2 separate regions of the Homo sapiens genome follow, and region 1 is linked to region 2. A link is an interaction called in ENCODE POLR2A ChIA-PET data of the cell type or tissue named here. Cell type or tissue: OCI-LY7. All regions are shown on one strand. Links, peaks and the distances in the headings refer to the core of each region. The heading gives the core; the rest is flanking DNA. Region 1 overlaps MELK (maternal embryonic leucine zipper kinase). Region 2 has its middle 81 kb from the start of RNF38.

Evidence for each region. ChIA-PET counts read pairs that join two places held together with the same protein. Peaks named below come from ENCODE experiments on the same cell type or tissue, not always from the same donor. Only the 100,000 strongest peaks of a DNase experiment are listed, where the experiment ranks them.
Region 1: POLR2A ChIA-PET joins it to region 2 with 11 read pairs; 2 of 35 experiments call an interaction of 5 or more read pairs at or near these places.

Annotation. Positions count from the first base shown.
Region 1 is chr9:36,653,221-36,664,134 of GRCh38, forward strand. MELK (maternal embryonic leucine zipper kinase) reads left to right here. Exons shown (of 18, transcript NM_014791.4): 13 at 4,021-4,143. Among named protein-coding and RNA genes, the nearest start is that of MELK, 86 kb to the left of the region's middle. In OCI-LY7, for the core only: no CTCF peak of the experiment used is centred there; a DNase peak (open chromatin) is centred at 6,471.
Region 2 is chr9:36,475,683-36,486,596 of GRCh38, forward strand. It overlaps a transcript of RNF38 not described here. Among named protein-coding and RNA genes, the nearest start is that of RNF38, 81 kb to the left of the region's middle. RefSeq lists a silencer at 6,886-7,065. In OCI-LY7, for the core only: no CTCF peak of the experiment used is centred there; no DNase peak of the experiment used is centred there.

The DNA.
Region 1 (10,914 bases), core at 1,622-9,621, 180 kb after region 2:
ACTGCAGCCTTAACCTTCCAGGCTCAAGCAATCCTCCTGCCTCAGCCTCCCTAGTAGCTGGGATTACAGGTGTGTGCCACCACACCTGGCTAATTTTTAATTTTCTATAGAAATGGAGTCCAGCTATGTTGCCCAGGCTGGTCTTGAACACCTGGGCTCAAGCAGTCCTCCCTCCTTTGCCTCCCAAAGTGCTGGGATTATTGGCATGAGTGACTGCACCTGGCCTGTCATGGACATTTAAAATGGTGAAGAAGCTTACATACATAGAGGCACCATGTCATTCCTAAATGCTTGTGTTAGTCCTTGTTTTGTGTGATTCTTTGTATTTCCCATGGCTTAAAATTCAGCTATCCAAATACTTTGCCAGATGGGTATGGAACTTTGTAATGTCATCTTCCCTCAGATTAATTCAGGTTGCAATGTAAATAATCTTAGCACTAGGAAATTGTACCTCATCCTCAGAGAAAGGTAGTTGGTTGGCCCTGTTTATGAAATCCAAGATAACACAATTGACTGTGTGGATGAAAGTTTGGTTTTTTTCCCCTTTATAGGCCTCAAAACTGTAAAAAAAAAACAAAAAATGTTAAAATGCCACCTCTTTTATGATCTTTTGTTGAATTCCCCCTCCCTCAAATTCCTTTAATATCTATCTCATTTAGATCTCCTTTTGGTACTCATCAGTCATGTGCTACAGGTATAGTGGGTCTTATGTCACTGCCAGAACTAACCTGCCCCTCTTTTTCCCTCCCTAGTTGGTCAGTGCACTGGCTGTTGTGTAAAGAAATCTCTGAAGGGAGATATCCTGCATGGTTTTCTAGTCTGTTGTTGGAGAGTTTTAATGGCTGGTAAATATTCTGTGCCTAGGCAGCTCTTTTGCACATGGGCTCCTTGAATCAGCCAATCCCTCATCCCACCCACACTGCCAAACCCTTTAAACTTTCAGGTGCAAGTAACACATCTGGGTCCAGGAAAATGCAAAACCCTGAATTTTGCATCTGCTCAAGGTAATTGGAGAAAGCTATTAGATACGTATACCTCTATGCTTAGAAAAATCACTTTCACTAAATTTTAAAATTTACGACACCTCAGTTAAGGGGCCTGAGACATTTTCCTGAGACATTGGATTGTCTTTTTTTTTTTTTTTTTTTTTTTTGAGACAGAGTCTTGCTTTGTTGCCCAGGCTGGAGTGCAGTAGTGTGGTCTTGGCTCGCTGCAACCTCCGCCTCCTGGGTTCAAGTGATTCTCCTGCCTCATTGTCCCGAGTAGCTGGGATTACAGGTGTGTGCCACCACACCTATCTAATTTTTGTATTTTTAGTAGAGATGGGATTTCACCATGTTGGTCAGGCTGGTCTCGAACTCCAGACCTCAGATGATCCACCTGCCTCAGCCTCCCAAAGTGCTGGGAACACAAGCGTGAACCACCACACCCGGCCTGGATTTTCTTATATCTGAATTGGCCTGGTCTCAATTGATCTGCTTATATGAGTTGTAAGTGGAAAAGACCTGGAAATATATTTACTCTTATCTTCCATCTACTCCCTAATGAACATTTAACTAATAATTTAATTATTTGCAAAGTCATATTATTGAATCAATTTTATGGCAGATCAAGAGACATTTTAGTAACAAGAAGTGAAATAGAAATCAAATTTTGGGTTCGCTTCTAATCTTTATGCAAATTATTGAGACACGAAGCAAGTCACATAGTCTGGTTGTACTGTTCTTCCCCTTGATAGAATTATCCCTTTTCTCTGGGGTGTTGTTTATAAGAAAGTAAGTAATCATGATCGATCAATCAATCAATAGGTGGCCCTTTCAGTGAAACAGCAGTACAGACTGATCCAAGAATCACAAATAACCACGTCATCATCATCAGTGTCATTAGCATTTTCAGGCCCCATGCTGGGCTGCTGGGAAACATATCTGTGTAAAGTATAATACTTGTTCTCTAAGAGTCAAGACATATATATACATAGATAATACTGCATCATAGTAGATGATGGGGGCCAGAGAAGTGGCCAGAGGTGTCCTGGGGAGCTTTAGAGGACAGGAATGATCACCATGGGATCCAAACTGGACCAACAGTCAAGGTTAGAAAGATGGAAAAGAAGTGGCACAACATTCAGGGCAAGATAAATGGAATCAGCAAAAGCAGGGGCACCTAATTTTGCTTGATGTATTCTGTTGACAGTGGCTGGACTTGTGTTAAAAAAGAAGAGTTCAAGTAGGGGGAGAGAGAGAGAGAGAGAGAGAGAGAACGCAAGTGAGCTGGAAGGGTGGACAAGAGCCAGATAGTAGAGAACCTGAAAATGCACATCAGAATTTTAGACTTTGTTCAATAGTTAATGAGGAGCCATTGATTTGTGAGCAAGAGAGAGAGAAATGAACATGATTTTGAAAAATTAATCCAGTGGTGTATACGATTGTTTAGTCAGGGGTGATATGTGTGCTATTAGTCCCTACTGGAGTACCCATGACAGCCGTCATTCGTACAGCACTGTACTTCTCCCCACCAAGCCTAGACTTAGCTTTAGGATTTTTCTCAGCCTAGCTCTCCATGCATCCAGTTCCAAATGACAGTAATTGGTAATCCTGGAGAACTCTGTCATCCTTGGTTGAGACAGTGGAAAGATTAGTGGTAGAGACAATATTGTCTGTTTGAATAGTCTAGGTATGAGAAGATTTGTCCTTGATCTAGGATAGTGGCAGTGAGACTTTGGGAAAAAAAGGATGAGATATAAGAAATTCAAGTAAAATTGCTTGGCTAGATTAACAATATATCGAGGGAAAAGGAAGGAAGGAGAAATAAAAACTCCAAGTACACCCACAGTCTTGAATTCAGGGTATAATTAGTATACCCTTAGTTTATAGAGGAGGAAGAATGAAAGAACAGAAGTTATTTTGGTGGCGTTGTTAGCGCAAGACCCCAAATGTCCTATCCCTAGGAGATCCTTCATAAGGCTAATTTTCTTCCTGGTAGAAATTATTCACTACCCTGTATATTCTTACAAAGAAGAAACCTATATTTCGAAGTTGTTTCCCCTCCATCTTCTACTTTGTCAGATCTTTTTATTTGTAAATTTGCAGTAGAGTTGTCTGGTATTATAGTGATTATGTGATAATGAAAAGTAGTATGCTATATAACATAAGAATGTTGCAAGACATATTATTTGAGAGTCGGAGGTTTTCCTTTCTGATAATTTGAACTGAAATTTTCTGACTTCCTTTTTCTGTACTGGATGGTCAGCTCCTTCAATATAGTGTCTCCTATTCATTTTTGTTTCCAGGGCCTTGCCCTATGCCTGGAATACAGTTTTGTGCTGCATAAAGACAACGTTGGACTGCATTTATGATGGTGGTCCCATAAAATTATAATACCATGTTTTTACTCTACCTTTTCTTTTTTTTTCTTTCTTTTTTTTTTAGACAGAGTCTCGCTGTATTACCCAGGCTGGAGTGCAGTGGCACAATTTCTGCTTGTTGTAACCTCCACCTGGTGGACTCAAGTGATCCTCCCACCTAAGCCTCCCAAGTACCTGGGCCTACAGGCACATGCCTGGCTAATTTCTATTTTTTGTAGAGATGGGGTTTCACCGTGTTGCCCAGACTGGCTCCAACGCCTGAGCTTAAGTGATCCACCTGTGTCAGCCTTCCAAAGTGCTGGGATTACAGGCATGAGCCACCATGGGGACGGCCTTTTTCTGTTTAGATTTGTTTAGATACATAAATACTTATTGTTGTGTTAGAGCCACCTACTGTATTCAGTACAGTAACGTGCTACACAGGTTTGTAGTGTAGGAGCAACAGGCTATAACGTACAGCCTAGGTGTGGCCTAGGTGTGTAGTAGGCTCTGACGTCTCAGTTTGTGTAAGTACATTTTATGATGTTCACACAGTGATAAAATTGCCTAATACATTTCTCAGAATGTGTCTCTGTCGTTAAGTGACGCGTGACTGTATTTTAAATATTGAATCATAGTACTGTCATCTTTAAGTTCTTCTGTCTTTCATTGAGTAGTCAAATAATTGGAGTCTGGAAGATGTGACCGCAAGTGATAAAAATTATGTGGCGGGATTAATAGACTATGATTGGTGTGAAGATGATTTATCAACAGGTGCTGCTACTCCCCGAACATCACAGGTTCGTCATTCTTATTACTATTTAAGGCAGAATCTATTGTTTCAATTATAAAAACAACCAGACTAATGTGAAACCAAGGTGTGCTTGCAAATTTAATGAATGCTTAAGCCACTGAAAATGTTTATGAGCGATAACTGGAATACGAATGAAAGGGAAGTCAATTATATCCAAGTTGAAGAAAGCCAAGATTCTATTTTAGAGCTCTTTACTGCTCCTTTATTTCCTGTTTATTATTATTATTTTTTGAGACTGAGTCTTGCTCTGTTGGCCAGGCTGGAGTGCAGTGGCACGATCTCGGCTCACTGCAACCTCTGCCTCCCAGGTTCAAGTGATTCTCATGCCTCCTGAGTAGCTGGGATTACAGGTGCCTGCTGCCTCTCCTGGCTAATTTTTGTATTTTTAGTAGAGACAGGGTTTCACCATGTTGGCAGCTGGTCTCGAACTCCTGACCTCAGGTGATCCACCCACCTCAGCCTTCCAAAGTGCTGGGATTACAGGCGTGAGCCACTGTGCCCGGCCTTCTTTTTTGTTTAAAATGAGGTATAATGAGGTATACTTTACATGTAGTTAAATAGGTAAAGTCACCTTTTTTAGTGTGCAATTCTATGTGTTTTGACAAATGCATACAGTTGTATAACCACCACCAAAATTAAGATATAAAACAGTTCCGTTACTCCTCAAAATTCCCTCATTCCCCTTGTGGCTAACTTCCCCTCCCAACTCTCGGTGGCAATTGATCTGTTTTTCTTTCCTTTTGATAATCTTTTTATTGTGACTTTAAGTTTGTTGAGCTTTTTAGATTAATGAAGATTAAGTATAGATTAATGTTTTTTATCAAATTTGGGAAGTTTTCAATATTTTATTTGCCCCACTCTCTTTATTTTATCTTCTGGTACTCCCCTTCCATGTATATTGGCACACTTGATGGTGCCCTACAGTACACTGAGGCCCTGTTCATTTTTCTTTATCTATTTTCATTCTGTTTCTCAGACTAATTTCAGTTAACCTGTTTCAAAGTTTCAGATTCTTTCTTCTGCTTACTGAAAGTTCTGTTTAATCCCTCTAGTGAATTTTTTGTTATGGTTATTGTACTCTTGAACTCCAGAATTTGTTTTGTTCTTTTAAATAATTTTATCTTTATTTATACTCTCTATTTATTGTGACATTGCTCTTACACTTTCCCTTGGTTCTTCAGATGTTTCCTTTTGTTCTTTGAACATATTTAAAAACTGATTTTCAGTCTTTGCTTGGTAAGGCCTACGTCTGGACTTCTTCAAGGACAATTTCCATTGACTGTTTTTGTTTTTCTCGTGTATATGGGCCATCCTTTTTGTTTGTTTGTTTGTTTTTTGTTTGAGACAGAGGCTCCGCTGTATCGCCCAGGCTGGAGCGCATTGTTGGGATCTCTGCTCACTGCAACCTCTGCCTCCCGGGTTCAAGCAATTCTCCTGCCTCAGCCTCCTGAGTAGCTGGGATTACAGGCACCCGCCATCATGCCTGGCTAATTTTTTTTTTTTCTATTTTTTTTTTTTTTTTGAGACAGAGTCTCGCTCTGTCACCCAGGCTGGACTGCAGTGGCGCTATCTTGGCTCACTGCAAGCTCCGCCTCCTGGGTTCATGCCATTCTCCTGCCTCAGCTTCCCGAATAGCTGGGACTACAGGTGCCCGCCACCACGCCTGGCTAATTTTTTGTATTTTTAGTAGAGATGGGGTTTCACCATGTTAGCTAGGATGGTCTCGATCTCCTGACCTTGTGATCCGCCCGCCTCGGCCTCCCAAAGTGCTGGGATTACAGGCTTGAGCCACTGCACCTGGCCTTTTTTTTGTGTTTTTGTAAAGATGGGGTTTCACCATATTGGCCAGGCTGGTGTTAAACTCCTGACCTCAGGTGATCTGCCTGCCTTAGCCTCCCAAAGTGCTGGGATTACAGGCATGAGCCACCGTGCCCGGCCATACTTTTTTATTTCTTTGCATGTATATGTCTTGTAATTGTTGAAAACTAGACATTTTAAATAATATAATGTGGCAGCTCTGGTAATCAGATTTATCCCCTCCTCAGGATTTGATATTATTGCTGTTTGTTGTTGTTGGTTAGTGACTTTTCTGAACTAATTCTGTAAAGTCGTTAAGTCATTTAGGTCAGTGTTGGGCTGCATTTATGATGGTGGTCCATGAGATTATAATATCATATTTTTACTATACCTTTTCTCTGCTCAATTAGCATAGTGATCAGCTAATGCTTGGCGAGGTTTCCTTAGATGCCTGGAATCAATTCGTCTCTCAGTCTTTGTGCCGGCTCTGTGTACATCTGGGGTATGCCTGCAACTTTCAGCCAGGCAGCTGACAACTCTGCATTAGATTTCATTTCCTATTTGTATAAAACCTCAAGGTCAGCTTGAGGTGAGATCTTAGATCCTTCTAAAGTGTTTTTTGTTTTTTATTTTTATTTTTTTGAGATGGAGTTTTGCTCTTGTTGCCCAGGCTGGAGTGCAATGGCACGATCTCAGTTCACTGCGATTTTCGCCTCCTGGGTTCAAGCAATTCTCCTGCCTCAGCCTCCCATGGAGCTGGGATTACAGGCATGCGCCACCACACCTGGCTAATTTTGTATTTTTAGTAGAGACGAGGTTTCACCATGTTGGTCAGGCTGGTCTCGAACTGCTGACCTCAAGTGATCCACCTGCCTCAGCCTCCCAAAGTGCTGGGATTACAGGCGTGAGCCACCATGCCCAGCCCCTTCTAAAGTCTTTCCTGAGCAAATGCACAGCCCTGGGTATGAGCACATCCTATACATGTACATTGGGCTTGTAGATACCCTGGTATATTTTGGAGCTTTTCCAATTCACTGTGGACATCTTATTCTCTAACTTTTTTTTCAGCATTTTTGTTAGTTTATTGTGGTCACCAGCTATTACTTACTGCTTCGGCAGCCACAATGTGCAACAATTGCCTGTAAATTTTTTTTTGTTTTTGAGATAGGATCTCATTCCGTCAACCAGGCTGGAGTCCAGTGGTGTGATCATGGCTCACTGCAGCCTCGACCTCCTGGGCTTAAGCAATTTTCTTGCCTCAGCCTCCCGAGTATCGGGGACTATAGGCATGCACCACCATGCCCAGCTAATTTTTACAAAATTATTTTGTAGAGACAGGGTCTCAATATTTTGCCCAGGCTGGTCTCAAACTCCTGGACTCAAGAGATCCACCCGCGTTGGCCTCCCAAAGTGCTGGGATTACAGGCGTGAGCCACTGCGCCTGGCACCTCTAAATCTTTTTAACAGATGCTGCTGGGGAAAAGGCTGTTCATACTGGGCAGGCTCTGAGTAAGGTCAAATAAAGACAGCTTTCAGGCTGGGTGCAGTGGCTCACGCCTGTAATCCCAGCACTTTGGGGGGCTGAGGCGGGTGGATCACCTGAGGTCGGGAGTTCAAGACCTACCTGACCAACATGGAGAAACCCCGTCTCTACTAAAAATACAAAATTAGCTGCCTGTGGTGGCACATGCCTGTAATCCCAGCTACTCGGAAGGCTGAGGCAGGAGAATTGCTTGAACCCGGGAGGTGGAGTTTGCAGTGAGCTGAGTTCACGCCATTACACTCCAGCCTGGGCAACAAGAGCAAAACTCCGTCTCAAATAAAAAACAAACAAAGAATAAAAAAAGACAGCTTTCATAGTAGGGTCTTCTAGGGAACTACTGGCCAGGCTAAATAATGACAGTTTTCTGAGCATGAAGCTTTGAAGGAGCTCCAACCTGTTCTGCCCCCTCCAGCGGCTCCTAGGTTGCTGGTCTTCATCGTGATTGTGGGCTGTGGGTTTCTAAGACTATCATAGAGCTGGAGAGAGAAGAATGGGGATAGGTAGGGCAAATTCAAACACCTCAAACTCACTGTTTCTACTTAGCTGTTTTCTATGAATAAATGCTGCGATCTTTGGCTAATACACAGAGTTCTGAAACAAAAGAGGTATACTTTGTTTATGGATAGGGAGATTTGAAGGTATAGATTTCAGTTTTTCCCAAAATGAATTTTAAATTTAATGTAATCTCAACTTTTCAGTGGATGTAAAATAAGTCAAAATGATTCTAAAATGTATGTGGAAATACAAAGGGGCAAGAATAACTAAATCATTCCTAAAGAATAAGAAGATGGGAGGAAACTGGTCAACCTGATAAAAGAACTATTATAAAATTAAAGAAAGTAAGATTTCCTTAATAAATAAAACAATGAAACAAATAAAACAATGAAACCTTTCATACCTTATATTTAGGTATGTCTCTTTAAAAATAACATAGCTAGGCCGGGCGCGGTGGCTCACGCCTGTAATCCCAGCACTTTGGGAGGCCAAGGTGGGTGGATCATGAGGTCAGGAGATTGAGACCATCCTGGCTAACACAATGAAACTCCATCTCTACTAAAAAATACAAAAAATTAGCTGGGCATGGTGGCGGGCACCTCTAGTCCCAGTTACTTGGGAGGCTGAGGCAGGAGAATGGCATGAACCCGGGAGGCGGAGCTTGCAGTGAGCCGAGATTGCACCACTGCACTCCAGCCTAGGTGACAGAGCGAGACTCCGTCTCAAAAAAAAAAAAAAAAAAAACAAAACAAACAAAGAAAAAAACATAGCTAGATTTGGTATGCAAACTGAAAATCTTGTCTTTTGAATTGAGCGCTTACCCAACTTATTTTTATTATGGATTTAGTTATTATATATCTTTCTTTTTTTATGTTTCCTATGTGTCTTTTTCTGTATTTCCCCCTTATTTCTTGATTTTTTATGTTAATTTCCCCCCACATTTTATTGGTTTCTATTTGATTTCTATTCTTTTAATATTTACTCTAAATTTTTAACATTTAATTTAACGAAATATAAAGTGAATCTGTATCTTTTTTTTTTTTTTTTTAAGATGGAATCTTGCTCTGTTGCCCAGGCTTGAGTGCAATGGCGTGATCTCAGGCTCACTGCAACCTCTTCCTCCTGGGTTCAAGTGATTCTCCTGCCTCAGCCTCCCAAGTAGCCGGGTTTACAGGCACCCGCCACCATGTCTGGCTAATTTTTGTATTTTTAGTAGAGACAGGGTTTCACCATGTTGGCCAGGCTGGTCTCGAACTCCTGACCTCAGGTGATCCACCTGCCTCGGCCTCCCAAAGTGCTAGAATTACAGGCGTGAGCCCCTGCACCCTGCTGTGAATCTGTATGTTTAATTTCCTTCTAAACAATATGAAGGCCTTAGAACACTTAATCTCTGATTACCCCTCCTGGATTCCATGCTATTGATGTGTCCAGTGTATTAGCTCTTGAATGTTTTTAACTTTTTATTTTGAAATATTTATGGATTCACAGGATGTTATTGAAGATATTATTCCACTTTCTTCTTGCTTCTATTGTTGCTATTGAAAAACCAACCTCAGTCTAGTGCCTTTTTAGTCTGTCTTTTCTCTCTGGCTCCTTTTAGGACCTTCTCTTTGCTTTTGGTGTTCTGCAGTTTCACTGTTAGGGCTACTGCGTTGCACACCTCCAGGGAACACACCATCTGTGTGGTGTCTCTGTGGATAGTGTCCTCTGGAGTTGTATAATCTGGTAAATAGAGATGTGGATTTCTTTTATGTATCCAGTTCATGATTCATCATGCTTTCTATGTATGGGGATTTGTATTTTTAATCAATTTTTGAAAATTTCTTGAATAATATACTGCTTTTTCTTTTTCTCCTTTTCCTTGTTTCTTTTTTTTTTTCTTTTTGAGACAGAGTTTCTCTCTTCTTGCCCAGGCTGGAGTGCAATGGCACGATCTCAGCTTACTGCAACCTCTGCTTCCCAGGTTCAAGCGATTTTCCTACCTCAGCCTCCCGAGTAGCTGGGATTACAGGTGCCTGTCCCCATGCCCAGCTAATTTTTGTATTATTAGTAGAGACAGAGTTTCACCATGTTGGCCAGGCTGGTCTTGTACTCCTGACCTCAGGTGATCACATGACTTGGCCTCCCAAAGTGCTGGGATTACAGGTGTGAGCCAGCGCACCCAGCCTGCTTTTCTTTAAAACAATATTTATATAAATTTATAGAGTACAAGTACAATTTTCTTAGATGCATAGTGGTCAAGTGAGAGGTTTTAAGGTGTCAGCTGAATAATGTACATCGCACCCCTTAAGTAATTTCTCATCACCAACCCCCTTCCATCTCCTCACCCTTCCAAGTCTACATTTTCTATCATTCCACTCTCTACATCCACGTGTACACCCTTTTTTAGCACCCACTTATGAGTGAGAACATGCAATATTTGTCATTCTGTGTCTGGCTTGTTTCACTTAAGGTAACCTCCACTTCCATCCACCTTGTTGCAAAAGATAGGATTTCATTCTTTTTTATGGTTGAATAGTATTCTATCTGTGTGTCTGTCTGTCTATCTATCTCACATTTCCTTTATGCAGTCATCTGTTGATGGACACTTGGGTTGATTTTGTATCTTTGCTATTGTGAATAAGTACTGAGATAAATATACAAGTGCAGGTATGTTTTTGATGTATTGATTTCTTTTCCTTTGGGAAAAGAAGTAGAGGGAATTGCTGCTTTTGCATTGTCCATACTATGTATATCTGGAACTTAGAATAGCCTTATGTTAGACATTTTATTTCATTTTCTGTTTCCTTCAACCATCTTTCACGTATCGTATGTCTTTTTCTGTCTTGGCTACATTCAGAGTTATTTCGGATTTATATTTCTATTAAAATATCTCTATTTCTTTTATTCTGTTATTTGACATGTGCATTGCACTTTTCATTT
Region 2 (10,914 bases), core at 1,790-9,789:
ACAGAGAGCAGTAAAATAGAGACAGGGGTTAATTCCCTAAAGAAATATAAACTAGCCGGGTGCGGTGGCTCACGCCTGTAATCCCAGCACTTTGGGAGGCCGAGGCAGGCGGATCACACGGTCAGGAGTTCGAGACCAACCTGGCCAATATGGGGAAAGCCCATCTCTACTAAAAATACAAAAATTAGCTAGGCATGGTGGCTGTAGTCCCAGCTACTCTGGAGGCTGAAGCAGGACAATTGCTTGAACCCAGGAGGTGGAAGTTGCAGTAGGCCGAGATAATGCCACTGTACTCCAGCCTGGGTGACAGAGCGGGACTCTGTTTCCAAAAAAAAAAAAAAAAAGAAAGAAATATAAATTATAAATGAGGCAAATAACCTAGATAATAGTTTACAATTAAGCTAAAATAAGTCATTGCTAATCAACATACTTAACTAAAACAGGTTTTTGTTTTGTTTTTGAGACTGAGTCTCGCTCAGCCACCCAGGCTAGAGTGCAGTGGCGTGATCTCGACTCACTGCAACCATGGTCTCCCGGGTTCAAATGAGTCTCCCGTCTCCCCCATAACTAGGATTACAGGCACCCGCCATCATGCCTGGCTAATTTTTGTATTTTAGTAGAGACGGGGTTTCCCCTTGGCCAAGCTGGTCTTGAACTGACCTCAGGTGATCCGCCCGCCTCAGCCTCCCAAAGTGCTAGGATTATAGGCATGAGCCACCCCACCCAGCCAAACCTTGTGTATTTTATTAAAGTCTCATAAAATGTAGCTGTCAAATTGGTACAGCCTTTTCAAAGGATTATTTGGGCAATATCTTTTTAATGGACTATCGGGCAATCTTTTTTTTTTTTTTTTTTTTTGAGATGGAGTTTAGCTCTTGTTGCCCAGGCTGGAGCGCGATGGCATGGTCTTGGCTCACTGCAACCTCCGCCTCCTGGGTTCCAGTGATTCTCCTGCCTCAGCCTCCCAAGTAGCTGGGATTACAGGCGCCCACCACCATGCCCGGCTAACTTTTTTTTGTATTTTTAGTAGAAACCGGATTTCACCATGTTGGCCAGGCTGGTCTCGAACTCCTGACCTCAGGTGATCCACCCACTCTGGCCTCCCAAAGTCCTGGGATTATAGCTGTTTCCTAATCCAGGACAAAATTATGCTGGCGGGTAAGAATAAAGGTCTAACTCCTAACTTGACTCCAAGTAATTAGAGGAAAGGACAGCTTACAGTAGCCATAGGTTTCCATGGAGTACACACTATCTACCTGTACACCATAGACGTAAATGCTAATTACAGCAACAAAAAGGGCCACCCTTATCCTGAGAATGGACTCCTGAAGTTTACAGTCTTAAAGTCTAAAGATTATTGGCCAGGCGCGATGGATCACGCCTGTAATCCCAGCACTTTGGGGGGCTGAGGCAGGTGGATCACAAGGTCAGGAGTTCAAGACCAGCCTGGTCAAGATGGTGAAACCCCATCTCTACTAAAAATACAAAAAAATTAGCCGGGCGTGGTGGTGGGCGCCTGTAATTCCAGCCACTCGGGAGGCTGAGGCAGAGAACTGCTTGAACCTGGGAGGCAGAGGTTGCAGTGAGCCAAGATCACACCACTGCACTCCAGCCTGGGTGACAGAGCAAGACTCGTCTGGAAAAAAAAAAAAAAAGATTACCTTGCAATCAACTCTTTGGTGCATTTCTTACAAAATACAACAACAAAACAGGCTGGGCATGGTCACTCATGCCTATAATCCCAGCACTTTAGGAGGCCAAGGTGGGAGGATCACTTGAGCCCAGGAGTTCGAGACCAGCCTAGGCAACATTGTGAAACCTCCATGTCACAAAAAAGTTTAAAAGGTTAGTGTAGTTGGCCGGGTACTGTGGCTCACACCTGTAATCCCAACACTTTGGGAGGCTGAGGCAGGCGGATCACGAGGTCAGGAGATCGAGACCAACCTGGCTAACATGGTGAAACCCCCATCCCTACTAAAAAATACAAAAAATTAGCCGGGCGTGGTGGGGGGCGCCTGTAGTCCCAGCTACAGGGAGGCTGAGGCAGGAGAATGGCGTGAACCTGGGAGGTGGAGCTTGCAGTGAGCTGAGATCGCACCACCGCACTCCAGCCTGGGCGACAGAGGGAGACTCTGTCTCAAAAAAAAAAAAAAAGAAAGAAAAAAGGATAGCGTAGTTGTCACACTCATTGTCCCAGCTACTCAGGAGGCTGAGGTGGAAGGACTGCTTGAGCCTGGGAGATGGAAGCTGCAGTGAGCTATGATTACCACTGCCACTGCACTCCAGAGTGGGCAACAAAGCAAGACCTTGTCTCAAAAAACAAAAAACAAACAAACAGAAAACAGCAGTTTGAGATACCAAGTAATACAGTAATAATTAACATATTAAGAAGAAAATTTTCACTAAAAGATTGCCAACAAGACTTCTTAGAAGCACATCATGACGTAGAATGGTTGATATAAGTGTTTATTACCAGGCGTGGTAGCTCACGCCTGTAATCCCAGCACTTTGGGAGGCTGAGACCATTCTGGCTAACATGGTGAAACCCCATCTCTACTAAAAATACAAAAAATTACCCGGGCGTGGTAGCGGGCATCTGTAGTCCCAGCTACTCGGGAGGCTGAGGCAGGAGAATGGCGTGAACCTGGGAGGCGGAGCTTGCAGTGAGCCGAGATCACGCCACTGCACTCCAGCCTGGGGGAGAGAGCGAGACTCCGTCTCAAAAAAAAAAAAAAAAAAAAGAGAGCGTTTATTAAGCATACATCCCCAGATAAACTGATTTTTTTTCTGGTAGCAATAGGGAGAAATCACTTCGCAAAAATGTAAGTATTTAAAAAAAAAAAAAAAAAGATTGGCCGGGCACGGTGGCTCATACTTGTAATCCCAGCACTCTGGGAGGCCGAGGAGGGTAGATCATCTGAGGTCAGGAGTTCGAGACCAGCCTGACCAACATGAAGAAACCCCGTCGCTACTAAAAATACAAAATTAGCCAGGCGTGGTGGCTCATGCCTGTAATTCCAGCTACTCGGGAGGCTAAGGCAGGAGAATGGCTTGAACCCAGAAGGCGGAGGTTGCGGTGAGCCGAGATGGCGCCACTGCACTCCAGCCTGGGCAACAAGAGTGAAACGCTGTCTCAAAAAAAAAAAAAAAAAAAAGATTAGTGGGCGCATCCCTGGGAGAGTAAGCAAGTTATGTATTCGGCTTTTGTGGGCAATCAATCATTCTGGTAACACAAACATAAGGCAAAGTAGACCCAGATTTCTATATATTTTCCTCTAAAGTACTTTTAAGTTACAATTTCAGACTTAAAGAGAAAGGTTCCAAGCTCAGTCTTGTCCTTTTTTAAAGCTGCAAGTATTATAATTTAAAACTCTGAAATGTATTCACTTAAACACGTTCCTGTCACTATTAACAACAACGCTCCATTATCCACTTTTGGTACTGTCTCCAGATGATTTTTAATCCCTGCCTGACTTCTCCCTACCAACAAGTACTTGGATACCATCTTTACCCCGCCTGCCCCCACTACTTGGTTGTGCCTAGGGAATTATAATTACAGCAATCCCGCCTTTAGAACATCCTCAGAGCACAAAGCTTCTTTGTATAATGGTGGAGGGAGGGTGCCCTCCAGGCTCCACAGAAAAGAGTGGGTGGTAGCAACAGAGGAAGAGGAACTGGAGCCACTATGGTGGCCCTCAGTTCTAGTTCAATATCGTTTGTGGGAATTTACTTGTAATGACCAGCCAGGGTTCTGTTGAGCTTCTGCATCTCCTCCCATGTGGGGGTGGAGAGAAGCAGGGCTTATCTTGGCAGATGGGCACAATCACCATGCCCAGAAGACCAGGGAGCAGAAGGAAGCAAGAAATTTGGGAGAAAAGCAAGCAATAACTGTCTTGAATTGCACCCCTCTATGCGATTCTCAAGACCTTAAGTGAGGAAGTTTTGACAACAAAAGCTATCATCCTAATTAACCAGTGGTTGGTATTGGCATTACTGGCACTCAGTAGATGCTCAAAGATGTATTGAGGTGGCAATAAAAATCTACATAGGAAGACAAATCTATAAAAAAAAAAGTTTTAATAAGATAGCACAAAAGCCAAATGAAAAATACTTTTTATTAATTATGAGTCCCAGCCGGGCATAGTGGCTCATTCCTGTAGTAATCCTAGCACTTAGGGAAGTCAAGGCAGGAGGATTACTTGAGCTCAGGAGTTCAAGACCACCATGGGCAACATAGCAAGACCCTGTCTCTTTAAGTATGAGTTCCAACTTTTCTCTATCTGTAAATGTGAATTTTTATTTTTTTATTTTTTTGAGATGGAGTCTCACTCTGTCGCCCAGGCTGGAGTGCAGTGGCGTGATTTCGGCTTACTGCAAGCTACACCTCCCAGGTTCAAGTGATTCTCCTGTCTCAGCCTCCCGAGTAGCTGGGCCTACAGGTTCACACCACCACACCCAGCTAAGTTTTGTATTTTTAGTAGAGACAGAGTTTCACCATGTTGCTCAGGCTGGTCTCAAACTCTTGAGCTCAAGTGATCCACCTACCTCAGCCTCCCAAAGTGCTGAGATTACAGACGTGAGCCACTGCGACTGGCCCTGTAAATGTGATTATTAAATGAATACCTGTTTTACTTTCTGCCTACTCTACTTCTGTTTAGTCTGAGAAACTGCTCACTTTTTAGTTCTCTGACAATAAAACAAATTTCAACAGAAGGTCAGCATGCAGCATCTGCAGCCACTAAAATCCAAGGTGCAGAAGCAGAATGGACAGCCAACTTTTCAACTCCAAGAACATCCCAAAAGCACTACAAATTGTCCTACTACCTAACTGCTTGCTATTCTATGTATACAGTTTTTTTCTTTTTCTTTTTTTTTTTTTTTTTTTTTGAGACAGGGTCTCACTCTGTTCCCCAGGCTGGAGGGCAGTGGCACCATCTCAACTCACTGCAATCTCCGCCTCCCAGGCTCAAGCGATTCTCGTGCCTCAGCCTCTCAAGCAGCTGAAATTACAGGCAAGTGCCACCACACCCAGCTAATTTTTGTATTTTTAGTAAAGACAGGGTTTCACCATGTTGCCCAGGCTGGTCTCAAACTCGAGCTCAAGTTATCCACCCGCCTTGGCCTCCCAAAGTGCTGGGATTACAGGGGTGAGCCGCCACGCCCGGCCCCTTCCATGTATATATTTGGTCCTCTTACTACTACTTCCCTACATTTCTCAACAAAGTCAAAGGATCAGTATATACACCAAAACTCACAATATCTCACTCTCTTATTTCTATACATATTTTACCACAAAAGCAGAAAATGCAGTGATAGCTTTTTTTCTTCTCTTTCTTTTTTTTTTTTTTTTGAGACAGAGTCTTGCTCTGTCACCCAGGCTGGAGTGCAATGGTGCAATCTCGGCTCATTGCAACCTCCGCCTCCTGGGTTCAAGCGATTCTCCTGCTTCAGCCTCTCAAGTAGCTGAGATTACACGTGCGTGCCACCACGCCCAGCTAATTTTTGTATTTTTAGTAGAGGCAGGGTTTCACCATGTTGGTCAGGCTGGTCTCAAACTCCTGAGCTCAGGTGATCCACCCGCCTCGACCTCCCAAAGTGCTGGGATTACAGGCATGAGCCACCACACCAGCTAGTGATAGCTTTTGATAGCGTAACTATTGATAAACCCCAATATACTCCCATCATTCTACTCTTCCACCTGTCCAACATCACTGCAGTTAACTGTTCTCAGCAGTCCCAAGAACAGCGCTAATATCCATTTAAGTAGAACAGGAAAAAAACTGAAACCAGTCTGGGTAAGGCCTGCAGGTAAGAATTGTTTATTTCCCTTCTGTGGGCAAAAGACCACTTTTGTTAAACATCTTTAGTTTTTTAACATATAATTTCTTTCAAAAAATTACTCCAAGACAGCAGCATAAGCAAATTGAAACTTCCTATCCCACCACCCTCAATCATGTTTAAAAATAATAATAAAAAAGACAACAGAAACCACTTCAAATGTATCTTTCCCTTGAGCCCCCAGAACAGCATTCATCCACGACAACTGTCCTGAAAAACTCTGCCATTATTTCCAAAAGCAGTAGGAAGTCCGGTCTTGTCCTTGGTTTGTACTCCCCCCTCCTCTCTCTCCAAGAAAAAATGAAACAGCAGGAAGCGTAAACAACCACTTAATGGAAAATACAAATGGGTAAATATTTTCAAAATTAGCTAAAAAGCCTCAGGTCTTCAGGAATGCTAGTGCAGGGGGAAATAGGAAGAGAAAAATAACTGCATTTACCCCTTCAAGTGAGCACTGTAAGAAGACAAGCGCAAATGTGGCACATAGGTACTATACTTTCTCTCCTCCATTTACCAGATACTTTTGTCTTTTTTTTTTTTTTTTTTTTTTGAGACGAAGTTTCGCTCTTGTTGCCCAGGCTGGAGTGCAATGGTGCAATCTCAGCTTACAGCAACCTCTGCCTCCTGGGTTCAAGCGATTCTCCTGCCTCAGCCTCCCAAGTAGCTGGGATTATAGGCATGTGCCACCACGCCTGGCTAATTTTGTATTTTTAGTAGAAACAGGCTTTCTCCACGTTGGCCAGGCTGGTCTCGAACTCCTGACCTCAGGTGATCCGCCCACCTCGGCCTCCCAAAGTGCTGGGATTACAGGTGTGAGCCACTGTGCCCAGACCTTTTTTTTTTTTTTTTTGAGACAGAGTCTCACTCTGTTGCCCAGGCTGGAGTGCAGTGGCGTGATCTCAGCTCACTGCAACCTCCACCTCCCGGGTTCAAGCGATTCTCCTGCCTCAGCCTCCAAAGTAGCTGGGATTACAGGCATGCGCCACCATGCCCAGCTAATTTTTCTATTGTTAGTAGAGACGGGGTTTCACCATGTTGGCCAGGCTGGTCTTGAACTCCTGACCTCAGGTGATCCACCCACCTCGGCCTCCCAAAGTGCTGGGATTATAAGCGTGAGCCACTGCGCCAGGCTGACAGTGGTATTTTCTAAATAGCTTATTCTGTACATATTTCTCCAGCCTCATAACAAAGTTTACTATTTTAAGCTGTGCTCTTTGGTTCAGCTGAGCATGGTGATGAAAAGCCCCTTCCCATGAAAAGTTCACATGGAGAACTCTTGAAGCCCCTAGGGCAAGCACTAACCCAGACCTCATGGTAAAGCCCACAATGCATATGGATGAAACTGTTAGTTACAGCTGGACTGACAGTTCCAAAGCTGCAGAGCAGTGCTAGATCACAGATCACCTTTGCGTGGATTAGAAAAGGTGCCCCTTCTCTGAGTGCACACAGTTCCACACCAGGTACTCATCTTGGTAAGTGGAGTACAGAATAGATTTCCACCCTCACTTGCCACCTGAAACAGGTATCCTTTTGCTGGGTGCAATCTCTATGGTCCTACACAGCAGCACCGTTAAGAAGTGTACCGGCCAGGCACGGCTGTTCACGCGTGTAATCCCAACACTTTGGAAGGCCGAGGCAGGCTGATCACAGAGGTCAGGAGTTTGAGACCAGCCTGGCCAACATGGTGAAACCCCGTCTCTACTAAAAATATGAAAATTATCCGGGCATGGTGGCAGGCACCTGTAATCCCAGCTACTCGAGAGGCTGAGGCAGGAGAATCGCTTGAACCTGGGAGGTGGAGGCTGCAGTGAGCCGAGATTGCGCCACTGCACTCCAGCCTGGGCAACAAGAGCGAAACTCTGTCTCAAAAAAAAAGAAAAGCGTACCTGGGCAATGCTGCACCTCCAAAGTGGGTTTCCAGATAGAGGAACCTTAACAAAGACAAACAGGCACTTCACAAATTTCACTATCAGAAAGCCTCAGATTTGTTAACATAAATTCATTCATAAACACATCAGGACTAAGGAAGAAAGGTCTAGTAGAGAAGGAAAACTAGCAAATTTTGGAGAAAGGACACTCTTCCATCTTGAGGGATAATCAGTTGTCTCCTAAAGACCTTAATCTCTGACCATAGGTTCAGACGGCTGAACCTCAAATGTTGGTCACAAGCTAAAACAATCACTAGCATCTGCAGAGGGATGGATCATCTTTCTCTTAAGACATAATGACATGTTTACCTTTGGGGGTTTTACTTTCTCCAAATTTTCCTTCTCTGCTAGACCCTTTTTGCCCTTACTTTGAAACCACATACAGTTGACACATGTGTTAAAATCTGTAAAACCTGATAAACAACCCTGGTAGGTAGTGGGCCCCTTAGCTAACTCCATGAAAATCAGAGGAATGGACAACCTAGATTAAGAGGGGTATGGCATCCAACCCTATCATTCTTTTATGCTCCACAAAAGAGGTAAAGTATCACGTGGGTCAAAATTCCATCCCAGTCATCCAGGAGTGGGAACAGAGGGGCAGCCTAAGGAAAAGATGAGGACTAGGCTGGGGCAAACCCAAGATAGTGGTTCTCAAACTTTAGTGGGCATCCCAATCTACTGGGGAGTTTTCTCAGAATCAGATGTCTGGGTCCCTCCCTACACCTGATATATCAGAATGTCCTGGAGCACATCTATTTCAACAAAGCTCAAACTGCTGACACAGGTCCAATAGAAAGTTTAGAAATAATGAGAAATCTACCGCAACTATCAGCAGTTCCAAAATAAAAGTCATCCACTGCAAAACTAGGTTTAGCAGGTCAGAAAGGGGCGAAAAAGGATCACCAGCCTGCATGTCTAACAGGCTGCGCTAGGCTGGAGCCTGTAGGAGAGGTCCATTATTATGAAACAAAAACTGTGTTCTATAAACAAAATTTTTGTGTGAGAAATATTTCAAACATCTGAAAAATATTTAGAGTATACTAAATATCTCTATACCCTACACCCAACATTACCAAATCTTAATTTACGATTACCTGATTCAGATTTTTTTTAAGTAATAGGACATTAAAGGTATAAATAAAGCCCTTTTGGGTACCCTTGTGTAATCCCATTCCTCATCTTCTCTTCCCAAAGACAATCATTACACTTAATATGCATAATTTAATACTATCACCACATATGGGCATAGCCACAAACAATATTATTTTTCATGTTTTCAGATTTTACACACGTGAAACGATTCTGTAAGAATTCTTCTGACTTGCTTCCCTGTTCCATATGGTTTTTGAGATTCACCTATTTTAATGAGTGAGGCTAGTTTATTTTTCACAGCTGTAATATTCAACTGTATGGGTCTATCTAAAAATGTATGTATTGGCCGGGCGCGGTGGCTCACGCCTGTAATCCCAGCACTTTGGGAGGCAGAGGCGGGCAGATCACGAGGTCAGGAGATCGAGACCATCCTGGCTAACACGATGAAACCCCGTCTCTACTAAAAATACAAAAAAAAATTAGCCGGGCATGGTGGCGGGCGCCTGTGGTCCCAGCTACTCGGGAGGCTGAGGCAGGAGAATGGTGTGAACCAGGGAGGCGGAGCTTGCAGTGAGGCGAGATCACGCCACTGCACTCCAGCCTGGGTGACAGAGAGACTCCGTCTCAAAACAAACGAACAAACAAATAAATAATAAATAAAAATATATGTAGTCTTCTGTTGGTGGACATTTAAGCTGGAATGAGCATTCTTGTATTTTTTTCATACTTATTTTCTTGAACAAGTGTACAAGGATCTCTTAGGGTATATATACACACACACACCCAGAAATGGACATTTTAGGTAAATGAATATGTCTGCCCACCTTCACACTAAACACCAAATACCACTACTCTCTAAGGTGGTTGGATCCATTTACATTTCCACTACACTATATACAAGCTTATCTATCCACAACCTTAATAATCCTCGGTTTATCACAGCACTACATTTTTGCCAACCTGATCGGTGTGAAATGTCATCTCAGTGTTGTTTCAATTTGCATTTCCCTGATTGTAAGTCTCTCACAAGTACATTTTCTTGCTTTTAAGTATACATTTGCCAAATATGTGTGTCTTAGAGTTTTTTAGGAAAATCTAACCCATCTTGTCTGAATTGGGGCAGTCCTTCCCAAAGCACCCTGCCAACAGCCACCACAGCAGGAAAGCTAAGGTGCAAGAGGGCAGCAAGAAAACAGCTGACTTAAACAAGGAATCATCTTGGACAAAGGGCCTTAATTAATGCATTTGTTAATTAGTCTTTCCCTTCCCTCTTTTGTCAAGCCTTACTTCCAAGACAATACTCCAGGCCCTGTGGGTCTGCATCCTTAGAACAAGAGCGAGAATGAGGGGGAGGGGGTGCTCAAGCTAGAACGTTTCTATAAAAGTATAGCTGTCCTTACTAAAAGAAAATAAGTGACTGCAGACCAATTCACACTCAACCTTGTAAGCTACCATCCACCTCCAACAGACTCCTTTCAAACTCATCACGTTTGGCACCTTCTTTGAAACATCCCAATCTTTTTCTCCAGACTAGACACCGTCCCCCGCCCTTCAGCAACCCTTTCATCTCCCTTCCCCCACAATGACTGAATACCCTCTCCTTTTTCCCCATTCTATTTTCTAGCTCCACGGGACCCTCGTCCCTGCCTGTAACACGTTGCTCTCTCCCTTCCCTCTAGAACTGCAAGTCCTTTCCCCTTCCAAGGGACATCCGCAGTCAAAACAACCCACCTCATCATCCACCCCAAATAAAAACGGAAATCCCATGTATTACATGCCAGGCAGGCGGGTGACTCGGTCCCAATCCTCCCAGCTTCCTTCCCCCTTCAAGCCTGGGATAGCTGTTCTTTCTCGGGGAGTTCTCCAAGTGTGGTAGGTCCAAACCACCTGGAAAAAACTCACATGGCCTTCTGTGCCGTAAACGTCTTTACCAAGGCCATGTATGCATTTCTGGTTTCGGCATGAACGAAATTCGGGCCATTTACTGAAAAAAGACACCTTACGGGCGCCTCCACAAAAGCGGGCAGGCCTCCCTCCCAGTAATTCCAGCTGAATT